2 separate regions of the Homo sapiens genome follow, and region 1 is linked to region 2. Evidence: chromatin loops called from intact Hi-C (ENCODE). Cell type or tissue: heart left ventricle. All regions are shown on one strand. Links, peaks and the distances in the headings refer to the core of each region. The heading gives the core; the rest is flanking DNA. Region 1 holds the start of FGF11 (fibroblast growth factor 11). Region 2 holds the start of LOC124904106 (translation initiation factor IF-2).

Evidence for each region. Peaks named below come from ENCODE experiments on the same cell type or tissue, not always from the same donor. Only the 100,000 strongest peaks of a DNase experiment are listed, where the experiment ranks them.
Region 1: it touches region 2 in a loop (2.8-fold over the local background); 2 of 110 quality-filtered maps call a loop at or near these places.

The regions. Positions count from the first base shown.
Region 1 is chr17:7,438,457-7,448,593 of GRCh38, forward strand. It overlaps FGF11 (fibroblast growth factor 11), which reads left to right and starts at 1,056. Exons shown (of 5, transcript NM_004112.4): 1 at 1,056-1,357; 2 at 3,015-3,125; 3 at 3,320-3,423; 4 at 4,138-4,336; 5 at 4,620-6,481. The coding sequence starts at 1,165. The coding sequence ends at 4,690. It overlaps CHRNB1 (cholinergic receptor nicotinic beta 1 subunit), which reads left to right and starts at 6,605. Exons shown (of 11, transcript NM_000747.3): 1 at 6,605-6,729; 2 at 6,814-6,953; 3 at 7,613-7,657; 4 at 8,377-8,486; 5 at 8,587-8,695; 6 at 9,047-9,194; 7 at 10,123-10,137. The coding sequence starts at 6,672. RefSeq lists enhancers at 1-612, 866-1,399 and silencers at 1,158-1,257, 2,168-2,277, 6,677-6,726. In heart left ventricle, for the core only: no CTCF peak of the experiment used is centred there; DNase peaks (open chromatin) are centred at 2,219, 2,513 and 6,975; H3K4me3 peaks cover 1,419 bases; H3K27ac peaks cover 232 bases; H3K27me3 peaks cover 504 bases.
Region 2 is chr17:7,836,157-7,846,280 of GRCh38, forward strand. KDM6B (lysine demethylase 6B) reads left to right here. Exons shown (of 24, transcript NM_001348716.2): 2 at 3,750-3,868; 3 at 8,745-8,864; 4 at 9,158-9,300; 5 at 9,394-9,535; 6 at 9,716-9,814; 7 at 9,922-10,124. The coding sequence starts at 9,399. It overlaps LOC124904106 (translation initiation factor IF-2), which reads right to left and starts at 9,372. Exons shown (of 4, transcript XM_047437265.1): 1 at 9,298-9,372; 2 at 8,721-8,783; 3 at 7,483-7,708; 4 at 1-488. The coding sequence starts at 9,372. RefSeq lists enhancers at 563-612, 3,283-3,783, 6,227-6,536, 8,947-9,066 and silencers at 1,483-1,632, 5,537-5,696, 7,847-8,036, 8,577-8,796. In heart left ventricle, for the core only: CTCF peaks have their summits at 5,598 and 5,804; DNase peaks (open chromatin) are centred at 5,655, 6,115, 7,545, 8,775 and 3 weaker places; H3K4me3 peaks cover 5,251 bases; H3K27ac peaks cover 5,479 bases.

The sequences.
Region 1 (10,137 bases), core at 2,138-10,137, 400 kb before region 2:
TGCGGGGGACAGGGAGGGAGGAGCCTGGAGCCGAAGCCAGCGCCACCCGTCGCCGGATCAACAGGACAGGACAGGTTGAGGGGCGTCGGGAAAAGGAAGAGGGGGTGCTATAGGCAATCCCGGGGAGGACGAGGAAGCCCTGTAGCAGGAAGCTGTGATCCGCTCTGACTTGTAGGGGGCCTGTTCACATCTGGGGACTGGTGACAACGTGGGTGCACTCCTCTCTTGGGGGGCTGGTTAGATTGGAGGGCGTGGGATCTAAACAGCACCAGCTGTCCCCAAGAAAATTTAAGGGGCAGCCAGGGGAGAAAAAAACAAAAACAAAAACAAACACGGATGCTCCTCATTTTGAGGTGGCGGAAGGCCCTCCAGTCAACTACCTGGTGTATCCACTAGGAAGGGTGGATTTGGAGGTGACTTCAAAAGGAGCGGAGGGTGTGAAGGTGAAGAAAGGGTCTTGGCCGCTAGAATTCTATGCTACTAGACATGGGGGGGACTTGGTGAAAAAGGTATTATCCAGCCAGAGGGTCTGGGAGCCCTGTCTTACTGAACCTGGGCAACCTGGATATTCTGAGACATATTTTGGGGGGATTTCAGTGAAAAAAGTGGGGGATCCCCTCCATTTAGAGTGTAGCAAAGGAAAAAACACCAAGGTTGGGTTCCTTCCTGACATTGGCAGTGCCCCAGTAGGGGTGGGATGAGCGAATATTCCCAAAGCTAAAGTCCCACACCCTGTAGATTACAAGAGTGGATTTGGCAGGAGTGTGCCCCAAAATACAGTGGAAAGGTGCCTGAAGATATTTAAACCACGTCTTGGAAATTTAGTGGGTCTTGGCTTTGGGATAGGTGAAGTGAGGACAGACACTGGAGAGGAGGGAAAGGGGACGTTTTCAATAGGAGGCAAAACTCGAGGGTGGGATCCACTGAGGAGTACATAGGCTGCTGGATCTGGTGGAGCCAGCACTGGGCCCACGGGTGGTAACTGGCTGCTGTGGAGGGGGGTACGTGAGGGGGGGGGTCTGGGGCTTATCCTCAGGTCCTGTGGGTGGGGCAGCGAGTCGGGGCCTGAGCGTCAAGAGCATGCCCTAGTGAGCGGGCTCCTCTGGGGGAGCCCAGCGCGCTCCGGGCGCCTGCCGGTTTGGGGGTGTCTCCTCCCGGGGCGCTATGGCGGCGCTGGCCAGTAGCCTGATCCGGCAGAAGCGGGAGGTCCGCGAGCCCGGGGGCAGCCGGCCGGTGTCGGCGCAGCGGCGCGTGTGTCCCCGCGGCACCAAGTCCCTTTGCCAGAAGCAGCTCCTCATCCTGCTGTCCAAGGTGCGACTGTGCGGGGGGCGGCCCGCGCGGCCGGACCGCGGCCCGGGTGAGTGCGGCTGGGGCGGGGTCTCCCGGCCAGAGGTTTCTCTGCCTGGGAGATTGAGGCCAGGGACTCTGAAGAATAGGGCCCGGCTGAGGGGCTCCCCGAAAGTGGAAGGGGGTGGGCCAGGACGACAAAGTCCCTGCCAGACTGTGCCTCAGTTTCCCTTCTCTTTTGTCCATAACCCGGAGTCTCCTTATTTTCGAGGTCAAGGGGAAGGCTTGAGGGGCTGCCTGGCGCCCCGAAAGCCTCGTAGTTCCTGCTCGTCCCCCCTTCCCAACACAGCAGTCCCCACCCCCATCGTCCTCCGCCTACGTGCCGGTTCTCGCGATTCTTTCAATCTGGAGCGGAGGGGCCCGGGGGTTTCCAGATGCCTGGGTCACCCCAAGGATTTCTGCAGCTCCAGCCGCACGCCCCCCCCCAGCCCCCGCCTGCCCCGGTTCTCCCGCTCCTCCACGCCTGGGCTCGGTTCCTCCTGGTCGAGCTCTGCTGGCTCCGAGCCAATCTCCCCAGCTCTCCCTCGGGTGTCCTTGCAGCTACCTCGCCAGCCAGCCCTCTATGCGCCCTCCTCCTGTGACCTGCGCTTCAAGAACGGAGCTGGGCACCCCTCCCATAACCCCCGCGCCACTCCGAAATCGGGTCCCGTAGGCTCAGGGGACCCTACGCTGGCAGGAACTCAGACACAGTTCACGGCTAGAGATGGGCGCCGACTCGGGGGTCGTACCACCTACAAGGGGGGACAGGGAAGTCGGCAGAGAGCAAGCGATGGGGGAGGAGAGTTGTGAGAGTTAGAATTGGTCCCCGTCCATGTACGACAGTCAGGGAGTCCCTCTGGCCCTGCTCCCGCCCGCTCCCAGCTCCCCTAAGGGTAGCCACCTCGCGCCCTCCTCCCCGCGCCACCGGCTGCCCATAGTGGTACAATCCGCAGCCCACCCTCTGAGTAGGACCGGGCCCCCACGTGACTCAGCCTGCCTCTCCATCTCCTCAGCTCCCACCCCCCATATCCTTGGTAAGGTCCCCCTTACCCCAGGCGAGTTACCTGGCCGAAGGGGAGAGGCTGAGCCTCAGGGAGAACTGGGCCCCCGGGAGCCAGCGGACTGACAGACAGACAGACAGACAGACAGATGGGTCAGTGTCAGACAGGCCGGCGCTGGGCCAAGGCAAGGCTCTCGCCAAGCTAGCGGCAGCCGCAGCAGGTGCTGAGTCAGCGTCAGGCCCAGTCCCACCCCCACTCCTGAGGGAGAGCCCCTACCCTGTGGTCAATTTGCTGCTGCCAAGATCCCCCACCTTCGCAAACACGCTGCCCCTTCAGTACCCCTGCTGGTCTCCCTCTGTCCCTGCCTTTTGATATATCTCTCCCCTCCCTCCTCCCCCACTCCTTCCCCCTTCTGGTTGAGCTGTAGGGTAGGAATTAAGCCATTTAAATAAATTTCAATAAATTACACTGAAAGCTCCTGGTTATAGGAAACAGAAGGGACCCACACCAGCTTTCCCAGGAGTGAAAGAGAGGTGGGAGAGAGCGTGCTTGGAGGATAAGAGAGCTGGGGCCCTGGGACCCTCTTCCTTCCTTTCATTCTCCTTTCTTCCCTCTAATCCTGCCAAGTGTAGGAATGTTTCTGGGAACGGAGATGTCATTTTCAAAGATGAATGTCTCTCTCTCCAGAGCCTCAGCTCAAAGGCATCGTCACCAAACTGTTCTGCCGCCAGGGTTTCTACCTCCAGGCGAATCCCGACGGAAGCATCCAGGGCACCCCAGAGGATACCAGCTCCTTCAGTGAGAGGGGAAGCTGGCTGCAGGGTGGGAAGGGGGAGAATGGGGACAGGAGATGACAATCCTATTCCCTCTTCAGCTTCTGTTGCCATTGATCCGTCTTCCTGACCTCTAAGGGAAAAAGTGGAGCTGGGATGAGGGGAGCTCAGGTGAGGGTCAGAGGCCTGGGTATTGATGCTCCCTCTCTCCACCTGCAGCCCACTTCAACCTGATCCCTGTGGGCCTCCGTGTGGTCACCATCCAGAGCGCCAAGCTGGGTCACTACATGGCCATGAATGCTGAGGGACTGCTCTACAGTTCGGTGAGACAATGAGGCTGAGTGGCCGGGAAATACTGGGGACTCCCCTTCCTCAATTTGTCCCTTGAGGGAATGACAACCTTCCTCAACTACAGACATTTTGCCCGGGACTCCTCCCTCCAGCTTTGCTGATGGCCTGTCATCGCTGCCCATTCCAGACCAGCTCCTCTAGGGTCTCTCCAGTCCCCACTCCTTGCACACCCCCAAAACAGCCCCAGGTTCTTTGAATGTCCAACTCTTTCTGCCTTTTAGGGCCCCTACTTCTTATCCCACCTCCTCCAGATTTTGTCATTACTCACTTCCCTAGAGTCATCCAGGATAGGGGATAGTGAGAGACTGGGAGTACAGTGGAGAGAAGGAATCTTATTGCAAGACCCCTAAAAGTCTAGTTCTTTTTTTTTTTTTTAAATAGTGACAGGGTCTTGCTATGTTGGCCAGGCTGGTCTGGAACTCCTGACCTCAGGTGATCCACCCGCCTCGGCCTCCCAAAGTGTTGGGATTATAGGCATGAGCCACTGTGCTTGGCCCAGAGCCTAGTTCTTAGCCCTCAGCCCTCTTCCTTGTCCTCCCTTTGCTCCCAGGTCCTACATGGACTCAGAAGTTGTCCTCCCCCTCCCCCAAAAAGGATTTGTGCTTTCCATGAGCTCCTTTCTGCCCAGTGATGTGTCTTTTTATCTCTCTGTCTTTGTGCGCCTTTCTGGGTCTTTGTCTCCTTAGCCGCATTTCACAGCTGAGTGTCGCTTTAAGGAGTGTGTCTTTGAGAATTACTACGTCCTGTACGCCTCTGCTCTCTACCGCCAGCGTCGTTCTGGCCGGGCCTGGTACCTCGGCCTGGACAAGGAGGGCCAGGTCATGAAGGGAAACCGAGTTAAGAAGACCAAGGCAGCTGCCCACTTTCTGCCCAAGCTCCTGGAGGGTGGGTATAGACTCAAGAAAATGTGGGCCACAGGAGAGGGTATTGACCTTGATATGGACATTTAGGGGCAGACAGCTCAGGCTACAAGTGATAAGAGGACCCTTTGTGACAGATCAAGCCAGGAAGGCTTTGCCCTTTGGGGGTTTGGGTGCGGTCCTCCTGTGGGGTTGGGGTTCTTGGAGGGTGAATGTACGGGAAGGGAGCCCTTTTGGAGCACTGGTTCTGCCTGGGTCCCTCTGTGCCTAACTCTCCTTCCCTGCTCCTCTCTTTCTCCCCTTCACAGTGGCCATGTACCAGGAGCCTTCTCTCCACAGTGTCCCCGAGGCCTCCCCTTCCAGTCCCCCTGCCCCCTGAAATGTAGTCCCTGGACTGGAGGTTCCCTGCACTCCCAGTGAGCCAGCCACCACCACAACCTGTCTCCCAGTCCTGCTCTCACCCCTGCTGCCACACACATGCCCTGAGCAGCCAGGTCCCACTAGGTGCTCTACCCTGAGGGAGCCTAGGGGCTGACTGTGACTTCCGAGGCTGCTGAGACCCTTAGATCTTTGGGCCTAGGAGGGAGTCAGAGAGGGGGATGTCTGAAGATGGTCCTGGCTGATCACTTCTTTCTTTCCACACTCACACAACGCCATGCCTTTTCCTGAGATGGCGCTGGGAGTTCCCACATGGACAGCCAGGGCATAAACACTTCCCACCCCGGCTCAGCCAGTTCCTGGAGTCCTGTGCCCCTTTTCATTGCCACTGAGCCATTTCTAGATTCACTGGAGCTCAGGATTCATGTGTCCTTCTTTCCCTACTCTACCTTCTACCTTGGTCTGGACACATTCTGGAACACTGGACACCCTCGCCAGGGCCACTTCTGCACTAGGGCTCTGTGCTGGAACCCAGGCATGCTGCCAGCCTTTTCTCTGGATCTGTCAGGCCTCTGTCATTGACTCAGATGGACCCCTGGTTTCCAAGTAGAAAGAGGCTAGATTTGGGCCTTGTCTAGCTGTTGGCTTTGGCCTGAACCGGAACCAGTCTCAGATGACCACGGGTTTAACCTTCTTATCCCAGAGACACCCAATTCTAGAGCTTTATGGAGCCGTACTTCCCCCTGAATCCTAGCTCTAGGACATAGATCATGACTCTCAGCCCTTTTACCCAGGATGGAGCTGGGGCCTGTATAGCCATATTATTGTTCTAAGTAAGTTCTAGCCCCACCCTCCCGCCTTCTTGAGTGATACCTATTACGGATGAGTTCTGGAAAAGACCCAGCTATGATTCATAAAAACACTTCTGGATGAATCAAGAACCATTTCTTGTTTTTCCTAGATAATTCTCTAAAAATATGATTCTTCCATATAGAATGCTAAGCTTATTTTTACATGCAGTTTCTAGCTCCTTCAACCCAGCTGAGGTCGTGCCAGGGAGACAGAGTCTGGAGAAGGGCAGAGGAATTTTGGAAGGATCCCTGGCTCATAGTAGGGAAGCTGGGATGGGGGAGGGGTCAAAATTATGGCATGACTGAACCTGCATCTGTGTTGGGTGGACATGAATACTTAGCTACCTCAGCAGGAATTCCTTCCAGGTCCCCTTTAAAGCTGAGGTCCTTAGAGTAATATGTCCTTAATAAAAAGGACAAATGGATACAGCCTTGACCCTCCCAGTGAGGAGACCCCAATTCAGCAATAAGTCTCACCCTTCTCCCCTACAGGTCAGGCCAAGAAGGGTGAAGGCCTCTTGCACTCCAGACCTCATACGCCCCAACAGCTTCTAATTGGATAGAACTTGCTTTACCTTACAGCTCACAACCTCAGCTGGGTTTTAGGTACCCAAAAAGGGCCTGTCTAGATTTTTTCAGAAAAACGTGGAGTGCTAGGGGCAGCCTGGAAAAGATGGGGAACCTGCTAGTGAACTAGGAGGGAGACTTCCATAGCCTCAGACTTGGATAGGGTAGGCTGAGGGGGCCCTAAGGGAGGGACTAAGGCTCCAAGGCAGGTCACTTTTCCTTAGGCTGTTCTACTTCTGGCTTGTTGCAAGAGGAGTAGATGCCCCCTCACCCACACAAACCCCACTCAGTCTCCACCCAACTCCTGGCACTGCTCCCAGGGGATCGGGTCTCCACTCCAGCTTTCTCAATTAAAGACGATTTATACAACTGAAGTGCTGTCTGTCATCTGTCGGTGGCGGGCTTGGCAGTTGCTCGAGGCAGGATCAAGTCCCGGGGGCGGGGCGGGTGGGCTGGCGGCTGTCCTCCAGCAACAGGTGCACATTCCCGGGCTCCTCGTCACTTCCCCTGTGCTGGCGGTCCCAGCGGCTCTCTGAGCGAAGTCACTGAGCGAGCCGCCAGGCTATGACCCCAGGGGCTCTGCTGATGCTGCTGGGGGCGCTGGGGGCGCCGCTCGCCCCAGGTAAGTGTAGGCCCCGAAGGGGCAGTGACGGGGCCAGCGGTCGTGGCCAGGCACCAGGGCTGCACTTATTCTCTCCTCCCCCAGGCGTCCGCGGCTCGGAGGCGGAGGGTCGACTCCGGGAGAAACTTTTCTCTGGCTATGATAGCTCCGTGCGGCCAGCGCGGGAGGTGGGAGACCGTGTCAGGGTCAGCGTTGGTCTCATCCTGGCGCAACTCATCAGCCTGGTGAGGGCGCGCGGGGGGTGGAGGTCAGGCCAGCCGACCGGCCGGGGGCGTGGCTTTAGGCAAGGCCGGACCAGGGACAGGCTGGGGGCGGGGCCTGGGACGAGACCAGGCTGAGATGGACCAGCCTTTGGTGAAGATTGGATCGAAATCAGACCAATGGACAAGCTCTGGCCGTGGGTGGTGGACGGGCCTGGAGTAGAACTGGGTAGGGTGAAGGACGGACCTGTGATCGGACCTTAAAGTGGGGCTGGGGACGAGGCAGGGGCTGGGGGACGGACCTCGACGTAGGGCCACATGAGTCCTGAGTGCCCAGGGTGGGGCGGAGCTTGGTGCTCAGGGGTCAATAAATGGCAGCGGGTGGAGGTTCGGGGCTGGGTGGATTATGAGCTGAAGGCAGGGCCGGGGACAGAGCTAGGCGGAGGGCTAGGCAGGGGCGGGTCTGGTAGGTTGATAGGCTGGGAGTGTAGACGGCAGGAAGAGGTGTTTCTGAGATAGAGGCAGGTCTTAAACTAACGCCGCTTCTGGGAGGTGGACTTGGACCCGAGAGGATGGGGCTCAGAAAAAGGGGGCGGCGTTCCCAGGAGAGAGGTTGGCCCCCCGAGCCCCCTCATTTCTCTCCACCCTACTTCACCTTTACGCCTTAAATTTTTCCCTTCTAGAACGAGAAGGATGAAGAGATGAGCACAAAGGTGTACTTAGACCTGGTATGGAGACCCCACGGGGTGGGAAAGGGCTTCCCTCTGCCTTGACAATTTCCTTGAATATCCAGCCCAGTAAGAATATTTTTTACATCATGACTTTAGATAACACGTTTATAACTGAAGCAAAAGCTCGAAGAAACAACACTTAACTTTACTACAGGAGTTACACCCCATGCATTTTTAATTCCAATTTTGTGTGTGTGTGTGTGTGTGTGTCTGTGTGTGTGTGTGTGTGTGTGTGTGTGTGTGTGTGTGTGTGTGTGATGCGGTCTCACTATGTTGCACAGGCTGTTCTTGAATGCGGGGGCTCGAGCCATCCACCAGCCTCGGGGGGAACCTCCACAAGTGCTGAGATTACAGCCGTGAGCCACTGCACCTGGCCCATTCTAATTTTTGAAACACTGGTTTGGGGCCGCTAATTTCATTCCCCATCCACTAAAGGATTGCGAACTGCAGTTTGAAAACCGTTTTAGAGGCTAGCTACTGCAGCCTCCTCATTTTTACAGAGTAAAATATTGAAACCCGGTGCGGGGGAGGGAAATTAGCTGATGTGGATCCCAGCGAGTGAAGGCGGAGCCAGAGCCAGAACCACGGCCCCTTGACCCACAGTTTATGCCTGTCCTGCTCCCCTTCCTTGCACTCCCTTCCTGGGCTTCCTTTGGAAATCCCAAGTCCCTCCCGGCCTCCAACCCGGGGCAGCCCCTCAGCCTCTGCTTCACTAGGAGTGGACTGACTACAGGCTGAGCTGGGACCCTGCGGAGCACGACGGCATCGATTCGCTCCGCATCACGGCGGAATCCGTGTGGCTCCCTGACGTGGTGCTACTGAACAAGTAGGAGAACTTCCAAAGCCCGGGAGGTGGCGCGGGGCCTCGGGGGGCGGGGGGCCTCCGGGCGCGGGGCCTGATCCCTGATGAGATCCCTTCTCTGCAGCAATGATGGGAATTTTGACGTGGCTCTGGACATTAGCGTCGTGGTGTCCTCCGACGGCTCCGTGCGTTGGCAACCCCCGGGCATCTATCGCAGCAGCTGCAGCATCCAGGTTTCCGGCCTCCACATTGGAAGCTGAAGGAGCTCTTACAAATCCTCCCTTTCCTTAGACATCCTGACTCCCCGGCGACTCCCATCCTTCATCCTTCCCCCATTATCTAATCCCCATGACCCTCACCTCGTCTACCCTCCTGGTTTTCCATTGAGTGTTCTGTACACTTTCTTTGACTTCTAGTCTTACTCAGTGACCGCCCTCCCCATCCCTCCCCCATTAATGGCTTCCCTTCATAACCCTCCAATTCCTCCATGATTTCCCTTCTCTGTGCCCTCCCCAAAGACCTCCCAAACTCCACCAGCGCTGACTGGTTCTCTGGCAGCTCTAGTGACTCTCTCCTCCATCCAGGTCACCTACTTCCCCTTCGACTGGCAGAATTGCACTATGGTGTTCAGCTCCTACAGCTACGACAGCTCGGAGGTCAGCCTGCAGACAGGCCTGGGTCCTGACGGGCAAGGGCATCAGGAAATCCACATTCATGAAGGGACTTTCATTGGTGAGTAGGCATGGCTCCTACATCCATGGGCTCTATCATTTCCAGCTTCTAACAGACTCATAAATATACTGTCAGTGATGCCCAATATAGCCCTGTGGGGTCAGCAGGATGGGTATGGCTATCTACATTTTAAAAGTATGGAAATTGCCGGGGGCAGTGGTTCATGCCTGCAATCCCAGTACTTTGGGAAGCCGAGGCGGGCGGATCATTTGAGGTCTGGAGTTCGTGACCAGCCTAACGTGGTGAAACCCCGTCTCTACTAAAAATGCAAAAAATTAGCCAGTCATGGTGGCAGATGCCTGTAATCCCAGCTACTTGGGAGGTTGAGGCAGGAGAATCGCTTGAACCTGGGAGGTGGAGGTTGCGGTGAGCCGAGATGGCGCCACTGCACTCCAGCTTCGGTAACAGAGTGAAAGTTCGTCTCAAAAAAAAAAAAAAAAAAAAAAAAAAAAGGGCCTGGCGCAGTGGCTCACGACTTAATCTCAGTATTTTGGGAGGTGGAGGCGGGCAAATCACCTGAGGTCAGGAGTTCGAGACCACCCTGGCCAACATGGTGAAACCCCGTCTCTACTAAAAATACAAAAAATTAGCCAGGTGTGGTGGTGGACACCTGTAATCCCAGCTACTTGGGAGGCTGAGGCAGGAGAATCACTTGAACCTGGGAGGCGGAGGTTGCAGTGAGCCGAGATCACGCCACTGCACTCCAACCTGGGCAACAAGAGCAAAACTCTGTCTCAAAATAAATAAATAAAAATATGGAAATTGAGACTTGCCCAAGTTTATTAGAGATGGGCTACTCAGCCCAGTTTTCACAGCTAGTTTCATCAAGTCAGCCCTCTCAGGTCTAGGCTGTGGCAGAGCAAGCCATACCTGGCACTAACCAGGACAGCTCTCACATCTGTGTTCCCCTCCTTCTGCTCATCCCCAGAGAATGGCCAGTGGG
Region 2 (10,124 bases), core at 2,111-10,110:
CGGGGAAGCCCCGGACGGCCCAGGTGATTCTTCTGGGCCATCACGCCCCTTCTTCGCGTGAATTCCTGCTCTTTGATGTGCACCAAAACCCTTCCCATTCCTAACGTTTCCTCCTCGTTCGCCCCGGCGTTCTTTGCACCTCCCTCGGCTCCTTTCGGGCTGTCTGTCCCTGTCTCCACTCGTCCTTCTTCGCTTCTCCCGGTTATATAACTCTTCCTCTCGCCGTGTCCTGGTTTCAACTCCACAGACTCCGCCCTGGAACAGCGCGGGGAGGGGCGGGAGAGTTGGGGACCCAGACAGATTCCGGCTGGCGGCCGGCTGGGGCACGGGGGATCCTGCAGATGGAAGACGGAGCCCCGCGGGACCCGGTGCCCCCGTCCCCGCCTGCCGGCCCCCACCGAGATCTCGCCCAGGAGAGAGAAGGCACAGTATCTCCGAGGGGCGTGTCGGGCCGACTCCCGTCAGAAATGTGGGTTGGGAGGTCAGGGCTGCAGGCGGAGAGGAGGAGACAGGCAAGAGGCCTGAGTCCCTGGGATTGGAGTCGTATTAGGGGTAAAAGAGATAAGGACGCCTGGGTTTCTTCTTATGTCTCCTTTTTGGGTTCCCAGAATTCCTAAGGGTGTTTCCAGTGTTTCCAGGAAGCTTAGCCAGCACACCCACTCCGCCCCGTAGGGGTCAAAGGTCTGTGTTAGAGGTGGCCTGGGATGATGTCACTAGTGCACGTGCCCCGGGATGGTTGCCAGGCAATGAGGCTTCCTCCCCCTTCTATTCCCTCCCACCTCTGCCCCGAGTCCAGTTCCAGTCCCGTGCCATCTCTTTCCCCTCTCCCTTCCCGTGGTCTTAGCATCCTGCAGGTGGGAAACCCCGGCCTGGAGTTTTGTGAGGGGGAGGGGCACGGGTGTGGTGTGGCTGAAAGACTTTGCCCCTTTGCTGGGCTGAGGGAGCCTTGGGTCACTTTTCCCTAGATTGGCACAGAAGAGCTTCCCCTCCAAGGCTCCGCCCCCATAGAAAAAGCTACCTAGCCGTCATTTTACTTTCCCACCTGCTGCATGGCCAAGTGTCCTATTGCCCCCTTCCCCAGATTGATTTGAAGTGGGAGTGGTTGAAAGACGGAAGAGTTGTGTGTAGTATGGGGGGGGGTTCACTACACACCAGCTTATCCCTGAAATCCCCATAATGGCACACCCCCATCTGCAAACAATGAAAGGAAAAGGGTCAAGAAACAGTATTAGGCTGAAAAGTCAGGGTCTTTATTGTGTGTATGCGGGTGAATCGGTTTGTAGCCTCTCACTTGGTGGAGGGGGACTCAGTTGATTGCTATGGTTGTTCTTCTCTATTAAGTCCCAGGGTTGGTGATGGTATTGGAATGAATCGGTTTGTGCTTTTATGTACCTTAGAGCTTGGGCTGTCAGATCAGACCTGGATTCTAATTCTAGCTCTGTCACTTAGTGGCTACTAGGACTTGGAGAGGTCAGAACCTCTCTGAGCCTCGTATGTTAATCTTGAACATTTAAATATCAACACCTACCTTGAAGGCCGCTGGGAGGAAAAAAATGAGATAATTTATGCAAATCACTTAGCACAGTGCCTGGCACAGAATGAACACAGAATGAGTGCTTGTTGTTATGAAATACTTTTATTATTAAATGGTGTTAGTTACTAGTTTATTATTATTGCTGTGGGTCTGCTCCAAACCAGCGGTAACCGTAGGAGTTTGTTAAGGGGTAGTGGATAGTTTGTGTTAATTTGGAGATTGGGGTTAGGGGGCTGGGGATTAGCTTCAACTGCTTTGTGCATTTTATTTGATGAAGGCTTTAGGCAGATTTGTATTGCTTTCTTTAGGATTATTTTTTTTTCTCTTGGACAAGAAATAGCTAAGACTATTCCGTGGGCCTTGAAAATAAAATAATTGTATTATGGTTCTTGATTTTGAAGCAAGACCCCAGCCCCCTCCCGTGTTGATCTCTGGAGCCTTTCGTTTTGCAGAGGGACTCCACAGTTTCTCTAGTGGGGACAGGGCTAGGCTGAGGGGTGTGTAAAAGGTTGGGGTGGGTGGGTGGAGAGAGACTAGTGCTGGGGGCTGGGGGGGCGGGTAGTTAAAGGAAGAGACCGGAAGGGAGGAGGAGGGAGCCTGCTGGTGGGGAGGGAGGGAGGGGAGGAGGAGGTGGAGGAGGAGGAGGAGGAGGAGGGAGGGGGTTGGGGAGAGCCTGCTACAGTTCTTTGTTTGACTCCGGGACTCAGGGACGGGGAGGAGGAGGGAGGGAATAGAAGGGGGAGGAAGCCCCCCCCCCCACACACACACAAACACACACACCCCAGCTGTTGGACAGATGAATTACAGCCTCCGGCTTGGGGCCAGGGCTGGTGAGGGATTAAAGCTCTGGGGCTGGCCCTTTAAATGGCTGTTAGCCCCTCCCCCACTCTGTTGTCCAGACACCCCTCACACACCCTCTGACCCCCTAGGCTTCCCCCTCACTCCTCCTCTTGGTCTGTCCTAAAGTCTGCCCACTCTGCTCTCGACTAGCCCTTTCCTAGTCCCTCCCCCCAGCACAACCGCAGAACACAGATGCCACAGACTATAGATACACACTCTCTGCTCCCAGGTTATGAGCCTCCCTGTCCTGGAGAGTTCTAGCCTGAAGCTCCCTTCCCGAGCAGAAGGGCCTTGCCTGCCTGACCTCTACCACCTACAGCTGACCACTACCCTGGCTTAGGAAGGAGGCCTTGGTGGGTCACAAATAGCACCTCCCTGGGGGCAGTGTCATCAGCAGCCACAGAAGCTTGCGGAACATTGCATCATGGAGACTGGGGGCTAGAGGCCTGAGTCTCTGAGGCAAGGGGAAGGATGGGGGCCGGAAGGCTAGGGAATATAGAGATTAGATTGGGACCCCAAGTGTTTGGGTCCATAAGGGCAGAGAACTATGATTAAGGGAGCAGAAAACATAGGTCCCTGAGGAGCGAGTCTGAGGTGAGGGCCAACTTAGCTCTGACCCCTGATGGACACCTGATTCTTGGCCTTGGACTTATGCTAAAAGACCTAGCTTCTTGTCTATGAGGGTTGGGAAGGGAGTGGGCCTGTATCACCTTCTTAGGCCACATAAGAGGAAGGAGGTGATGGGGAAACAGGATATTGCCTTGGGGTTGGCAGGGAGGGGAGGCTTGCAGTGGAGGCTACTTCCAGGCTTAGGCCCAGAGTCAGAGTTCTTGCAGGGGAGGATGGCCCCTCCCTGTTGGGCCCGTTCATCTAGTCTGGCTACCTGTGCTGCTAGCCAAGACCTGCCTGCACCCGCCTGGGGGAAGAAGAGGGGGCAGAGTCCAGAGGGTGGGGTTGACTGTCTGGTGTCTTGATAAGGTTGGAGAGGACACAGAGCTGAAGGAAGAGGGTCTGCATGCCCTGGTGCTAGGACTCAGGCTGGCTTGTGTACAGATGTCAGGGCAGCTGGGGCGACTCAGGCCAGGGAGTCTCAGCAGGAGCGTCCTGTCAGAAGAGGGATCACGGGTTTGGGGTCTACTGTAGACTTACTCAGATGCCATATCATGGCCCCTTACCAACTGATCGAGCCTGCTTCCCAAAGGGGAAGGTTGGATGACCACTTTGGGGATGGCTTTTTCTGGTTGCCATGGAAACAAGATTCTCCCATCATATCTGACCACCAGAGCCAGGTTTCTCCTTAATGAGGGGGGCAGGGAGCCCAGGAAAATTCTCCATCCTGGAAGACCCCCACCTCTAACTGACTTTTTTCTTTTAGGTTCCCCCCAGGGCAACATGCCAGCCCCGTAGCACTGCCCACCCCACCCACTGTGGTCTGTTGTACCCCACTGCTGGGGTGGTGGTTCCAATGAGACAGGGCACACCAAACTCCATCTGGTAAGTCCTGTCTGAGTGACCCTCTCTCCTCAGCAGTCTAACTCTGCACCACATGGTTGGAGATGCTCGGTATGATCTGGATCATGCCCACTCTTCAGAATGGTCCAGTCCAATTCTAAGCACCCCACCATGTGGTGCTTGAGTGGTTCAGCCCTCCTGGTTTATGGACCTCCCTTCTATCTCCTATAAATGGTTCAGCCCTGTACTTCACCAGCCTCTCCACTACTACCAAAAAATCTTTTCCCCACTATCTCCCTAGTGCTACAACTCAGTTGCTTATTGAAATGAAGAGGGAGTTTGCAAGCTGAAAAGTGGATATGAGCTACCCTGGAGGAATTTTTTCTTGGTAGGGAAACAGCTTTGTCCCTATAGGAGTTGTTGAACACCCTGGCTTTTGGAGGGTGTTCAGAATTTATTTGGGGAGATAGTGGAGATCACTGCCAGCCACAGCAGTCTTGGCATTTCACCTTTCCTTCCAGATCTCTTTCAGTCCCATTCTCTCCCCACTGCACTATAGCATTTGCCCCCATACCTAAGTCTTACTCTTCTGCTTCCCTCTCTCCTTCTGTCAGTTCTCTGCCTGAGGCCCTGCTTTATTTCCCATTCCTTTGTAGGAGAAAAGGGAAGATAATCCCTAAGCCAGGGGCTTAAGTTCTCTCTGTGTTGTTCTTCCTCATTACATATGGGGTTTCTCGAGTGGGACTGTTTTCTTCTATGTGTCTCTCACTATTTTGCTTGATGTTTTGCACATTGGGGTGCATGGTGGATTTGTGTTGAATAATGTTAACTGAATGAGCTTCATTATGAAGAACCTATGACTTCTGAGATTTGCTGCACAGCCTCCTACTTTATCCTCTAGAGGACGTGAGACATTGGGGATGGTAACATGGGTAGAGCTGAAAGGAAGGTTGACCCAGGAGATGGCCTGTGAGGATAAAACCAAGGGAGGGAGAGTAGGACAGAGGCAGTACATAAGAGTGGTAAGAATGTGGCTCTGGAAAGAAGCCTAGCTCTTTCATTCTTCACTTGCAGAATGACTTTGGCCAAGTCACCTAGCCTCTCTGGGCCTCAATTTCCTCATCTGTAAAATGGGGGTAATCAGAGTACCTCCTATGTCAGGTTTTGGGGAGGAGTAAAAGAAATGCTTGTAAAATACTTAATACAGTGCCTGGCATGTAACAAATATTCACAAAATGCTAGCAGTTATCACCACAGTGGGAGCCACAGGGAGCTCTGAGGATAAGCAGGGATGTCGAGGGATGGGACAGAACTTGATTGAAGGCAGACAGACCTCCAAATTCTTGACTCAGACAGAATGATCACTGATCCAGCGAGACGTCAGGATCGAGAGGAGTGTAGCAAGGAGTCAGGAGGGTGGGCCTGCGCCAGTGTCGCCCCGACTCTGTTCAGTAACATGAAGGCAAACACAGAAGGGCATGTGCGGAGACACACGTGATCACGCTAGTGATGCAGAGGCAGACCCAGACAAAAGACCGAGACAGGAGCTAGGCAGACACACAGACAGAGACAGCCCCGCGGAGTCATGTAGACAGGGATAATGACAGGAACGCGTCAGACACAGGCACAGAGGGAGACAAGATGAGCAGATATGCAGGTGCACGCGGAGACAGACACCGGGACCCACGCACAGCCGACCGTGTCAGACAGACTGGTGAACACAGCGCCCAGTCAGAGGCAGACACAAGGCCTGCAGTGACACATAGCGGGCCGGGGCCGGCACCGTCACTCCTCGGTGGGGGGCGGGGAGGGGCCGGCAGCCGGGGGAAGGCTGGGGAAGGGAATCCCGGGCGGGCGGCCTGCCCGGGTGGCTGAGTCACAGCGGAGCCTCAGCCGGCGGCCCTCCCCTCCGCCTCCCCCTCCCCCAGGTAAGAAGCGAGCGTGTAACCCCTCGCTTCCACCAGGCGTGATGAGGACGGGCAGGGAGCGGGTTGCGACGAGGGTCCTGGACCGCCCCACCTCGGCGCGCGCGCAGCATGCCCGCTGATTGCCGGCTAGGTAAAACCCTATCTGCGGGCTCTTGTCTCTGGCCGTCACGTGAGTTTGCGTGCGCACTTCAGGCCTCTTACCACGCGTCCCGCGCGGCTGCGGCGCTGCGCGGAGGGGCTCCTCGGCTCAAGCCCAGAGAGAGTTAAGTGGGTGTGATTGATGGAGTGTTCTCTCTTGGGGCTCCAGCGGGGGCGGGGGGTAGGGGGTCGGTTAAAGTCCCGAGTCCAGGGCCCGGATGGAGGGGGCGGAGCTGGGCTTCGCCGGGAGTGCCCGGATGGAGAGGGTGTGGCCTCGGCGGGAGCGGAATTAACCCTTTCAGAGCCGCTGGCTCCCGAGGTTGTGGGTCGGGTCGGGAGAGGCTGGAATGTCTGCCTCAGAAGTATATCGATCTCCCAGCCTGGCTCTGGCCGCGTGCGTCTACCTCTCGCCTGTCTTCGAGGAGTCTGTGGGTGTCAGTCTTTGTGCCTGTCCGTGGTTCCCTTCCCTTGGTTAGTATAGACACCGGGAGTCAGGGAGGGCTATTCTTGCCCCAGAGCGAGAGTGGAGGTGAGAGTGGAGCGCGAGCTGGCGGCGACTGGGGAACAGGTGCAAGCGCCGCGTCGGGGCTGCCCGGCACGGGGAGGGGCCATCGTGGGGGAAGACGAGAGGGGAAATTCCGCGGGACCGGTGGTGAGCCGGTGTGTGGGCTGAGGAGTTGTGTCTGCCTCTGACTGTGTGTCTGTGTGTGTTCAGGGAGGCGGGGGCTGAGTCAGTGGGAAGAGGGGAAGGTTTTCTGGGTGACTCACGCTCCCCCACCCCAAGCCTGAATCAGACCCCGAGGGAGGGCTTTGTACGGGGGGCGGGGGGGCGAGTGAGGAGTCCAGCGCCTGGGTCCCGGGTGCGGACAAGGATCCGAGGTGGCTGGCGAGAATGAGTGTGTGTTTAGTGTACAGGAAGTTTTGTCTTCAAGTGAGGGCTTTGTATTCTTGGGTGCTGGCGTGGGGCTTTGTGGATAAAGGTGGAAGAGCAGGGAGCTGGAGGGACGGCACTCACTGACTTAGGGAAAGCTGAGTCAGTTCCCCGTGGGAAAGGGGAAGTGGCAGAGGGGAAGTGTCATCATCGCCGAAGGGGAAGCTGCCTTTCCTGGTAACTGGCGGCGCTCTCGGGACCACTTCCCAAGCAGGCATCTGCCCCTCTGTTGTCTGGTTCCCCGGCTCCCCCTCCACGTCTGGTTCTTGGGTCTCCTCCCCGCCCCTGCCTCGGTACTCGGGTGGGGGCAGTCACGGAGGGCCATACTTGACCACAGTTCAGCGCCGTACCTGGCTTGGTTACTGATGGAAAGGATGCTGCCTCTAGTGAGGAGAGAGTTCTGACAGTAATACCACGTGAACCGCGGAGAGGGTCCGCGGGGCCCAAGCGACCACAAGGGCTTGGCGGAGAGTGGCACGCAGGGACCTGTAGGGTCCAAGCGCTTCCATGCAAACAAACGACCTTGCCCCTTCGGGAAGGAAGGCTCTTTTCACCAGAAACCCGTCTGCCCTTGTGGGCTGGGTGGAAATTTCCCCACAGCGCAGACTTCTCTCAACGAACGCGAACTTTCCAGCCACCCCCAGCCCCTCGTCGCGCACTCTCCCCCGGCTTCCTGCCCGGCGCTCGCTCCAGCTGGAGCGCTGGCCCCGCCCCCGCGGCTTTGTACTCGACACTCGCCTCTCGCTGCTCTTTGTACTCTAGACTCTCAATGGACCGATCCCGGGAGCCGAGTCGGCTCCCTACCTGCGGGGACGCCGGGTAGGCAAGGAGGAGGCGCGGGGACGCAGCTCCTGGGCTCAGAGAGGCGAGAAGGAAGAGCTGGGGCTAAAGGGAAGGTGCCCAAGAGAGGGGAGCGCTGTGCCAGTCGGGGGTCCAGTCGGCACCAAAGCGAAAGGGTGGGGGGGGCGTGAAGGAGGAAGTGAAACGAGTTCTGGGTTCTTTAAGGGAGTGGGTGGTGAGAGTGGGACAAGGGTGATGTCACTGCCTGTCGGGCCCCGCCCTCCTCCCTCCCTCAGGACCCCCCCCCCCGCAGTACATTTACACACACCGCTTCCGCTGCGCAAGTAGCCACGTCACGGGCAACCCCCGAAATCCCCCCTCCCTTGGGGGGCGGGGGCCACGTGGGCCGTGGGGAACCGCGTGGCCCCGGCGGGGAAGGGCAGAGAGGATACGCGAGCCACGAGAGAGGGGCCACTCGGGACCGCGGTGCGCGACTTCTCGGAAGTTGGGGGACTAAAAGGGGTCTGATTTTGGGGGTCGGTCGGTATTGAAGACCCAGAAAGCCAGGGGAAGTAGAGGACCTGGAGGAACTGGGTATGAGACTGGGGGCTTGACCAAGGTTTGGGTCGGGGTCAGGCGTTGGGGGTGGAGCGCCGATAGCGGCGCGGACGGGTTTGGGTGCCGTGGAAGTCGCTGTGGCTGGCCAGCCCTAAGCAGTTAATAGGGGCGCTCGGGGTAGGGAGGTCTGTCACTGGGCGAGGTGAAGTGAGGAAGGGGAGGGACGTCTTTTTTGCGTTCTGCATCCGTCTGTCGTCCGTCGGTCTTACGGTGGCCGGGCGTGGGGCTACTCGAGCAGCCTGGCCGTGGCCACCGGCGGCTCTGGGTGCTTGAGGCTTGCGGGTAGCGCCGGCCCCCACGCCGGCCGGAGCATGCGACTAACCGGCCTCATCCGCATGCGTCTTGTCCTGGCTGCCTTCTGGCCCTGACGGCCGGAGTGTCGGATCCTAGATGGGGACCCTAGGTGGGAGCCGCGGGGTCACATCGGGGTCACCCCGGGCTGAGCTCGTCTGACCGGCTCCCGCGCCCCTCCTCCCCCGGCCACCGCTGCCGGGCTCACCTCGCTCCCATTGGTTCCGGCCAGGCTGTTACTGAGGCGGAGACACGGGTGATGATTGGCTTTCTGGGGAGAGAGGAAGTCCTGTGATTGGCCAGATCTCTGGAGCTTGCCGACGCGGTGTGAGGACGCTCCCACGGAGGCCGGGTAAGCGGCCGCTGCGTTTTGGGTCGGCCCAGTGGCTCCGGACTGGAAGCCTGGCAGCGCAGCCACCCCGTCCCTCTGACCGGCCTTTTGGTTCCCTGCCACACACGTCCTGACTCCCAGCCACACTCCTGGGCCTCTAGGGAGTGGTTGGGCCGGGCCTCCCTTTGGGGAAAGCTAAGGCCGGGCCCTTTGCACAAATGACAAATTGGTGGATGCCACAGTCCGCCCATCCCAGCCCCTGGGCCTTGACTGTGTGCTGGCCAGCTCGTCTCACTCCTTTTCCTTCTCTCTAGAATTGGCTGTGAAAGGACTGAGGCAGCCATCTGGGGGTAGCGGGCACTCTTATCAGAGCGGCTGGAGCCGGACCATCGTCCCAGAGAGCTGGGGCAGGGGGCCGTGCCCAATCTCCAGGGCTCCTGGGGCCACTGCTGACCTGGTAAGGGAAACTCTGGGGCCGAGCTGGCTGGATGTACACTGGCAGCTCTGGTTTTGCCTCCAGTAAGAGCATAATTTCTTATCCCCAACTCAGGCTGGATGCATCGGGCAGTGGACCCTCCAGGGGCCCGCGCTGCACGGGAAGCCTTTGCCCTTGGGGGCCTGAGCTGTGCTGGGGCCTGGAGCTCCTGCCCGCCTCATCCCCCTCCTCGTAGCGCATGGCTGCCTGGAGGCAGGTGAGAAGTTGGGGCCCTCTGTCTCCAGGCACACCTCTTTCCATCTCTGTATCCCTCAATCTGTGTCATTCTCCATGGGTTCCTGTCATTCTGTGGGCTTCCGTGCATCAGCCCCCTCCTGCCTAGGTAGGACAAGACTGCTCCTTTTTGCCGTATATAACAGACTCCTTCTCTCTCCAGATGCTCAGCCAGCATTGGGCAGCCCCCGCTTCCTGCTCCCCTACCCCCTTCACATGGCAGTAGTTCTGGGCACCCCAGCAAACCATATTATGCTCCAGGGTGAGTGGATATTTGAAGGTTCTGGGAGTGGGAGGTAAGGCTGGGGCCTTGAAAGAGTCCCCTCAAGCCCAACCCCCACCCACACCCCCACCCCTTCTGCTCTGTAGGGCGCCCACTCCAAGACCCCTCCATGGGAAGCTGGAATCCCTGCATGGCTGTGTGCAGGCATTGCTCCGGGAGCCAGCCCAGCCAGGGCTTTGGGAACAGCTTGGGCAACTGTACGAGTCAGAGCACGATAGTGAGGAGGCCACACGCTGCTACCACAGCGCCCTTCGATACGGAGGAAGCTTCGCTGAGCTGGGGCCCCGCA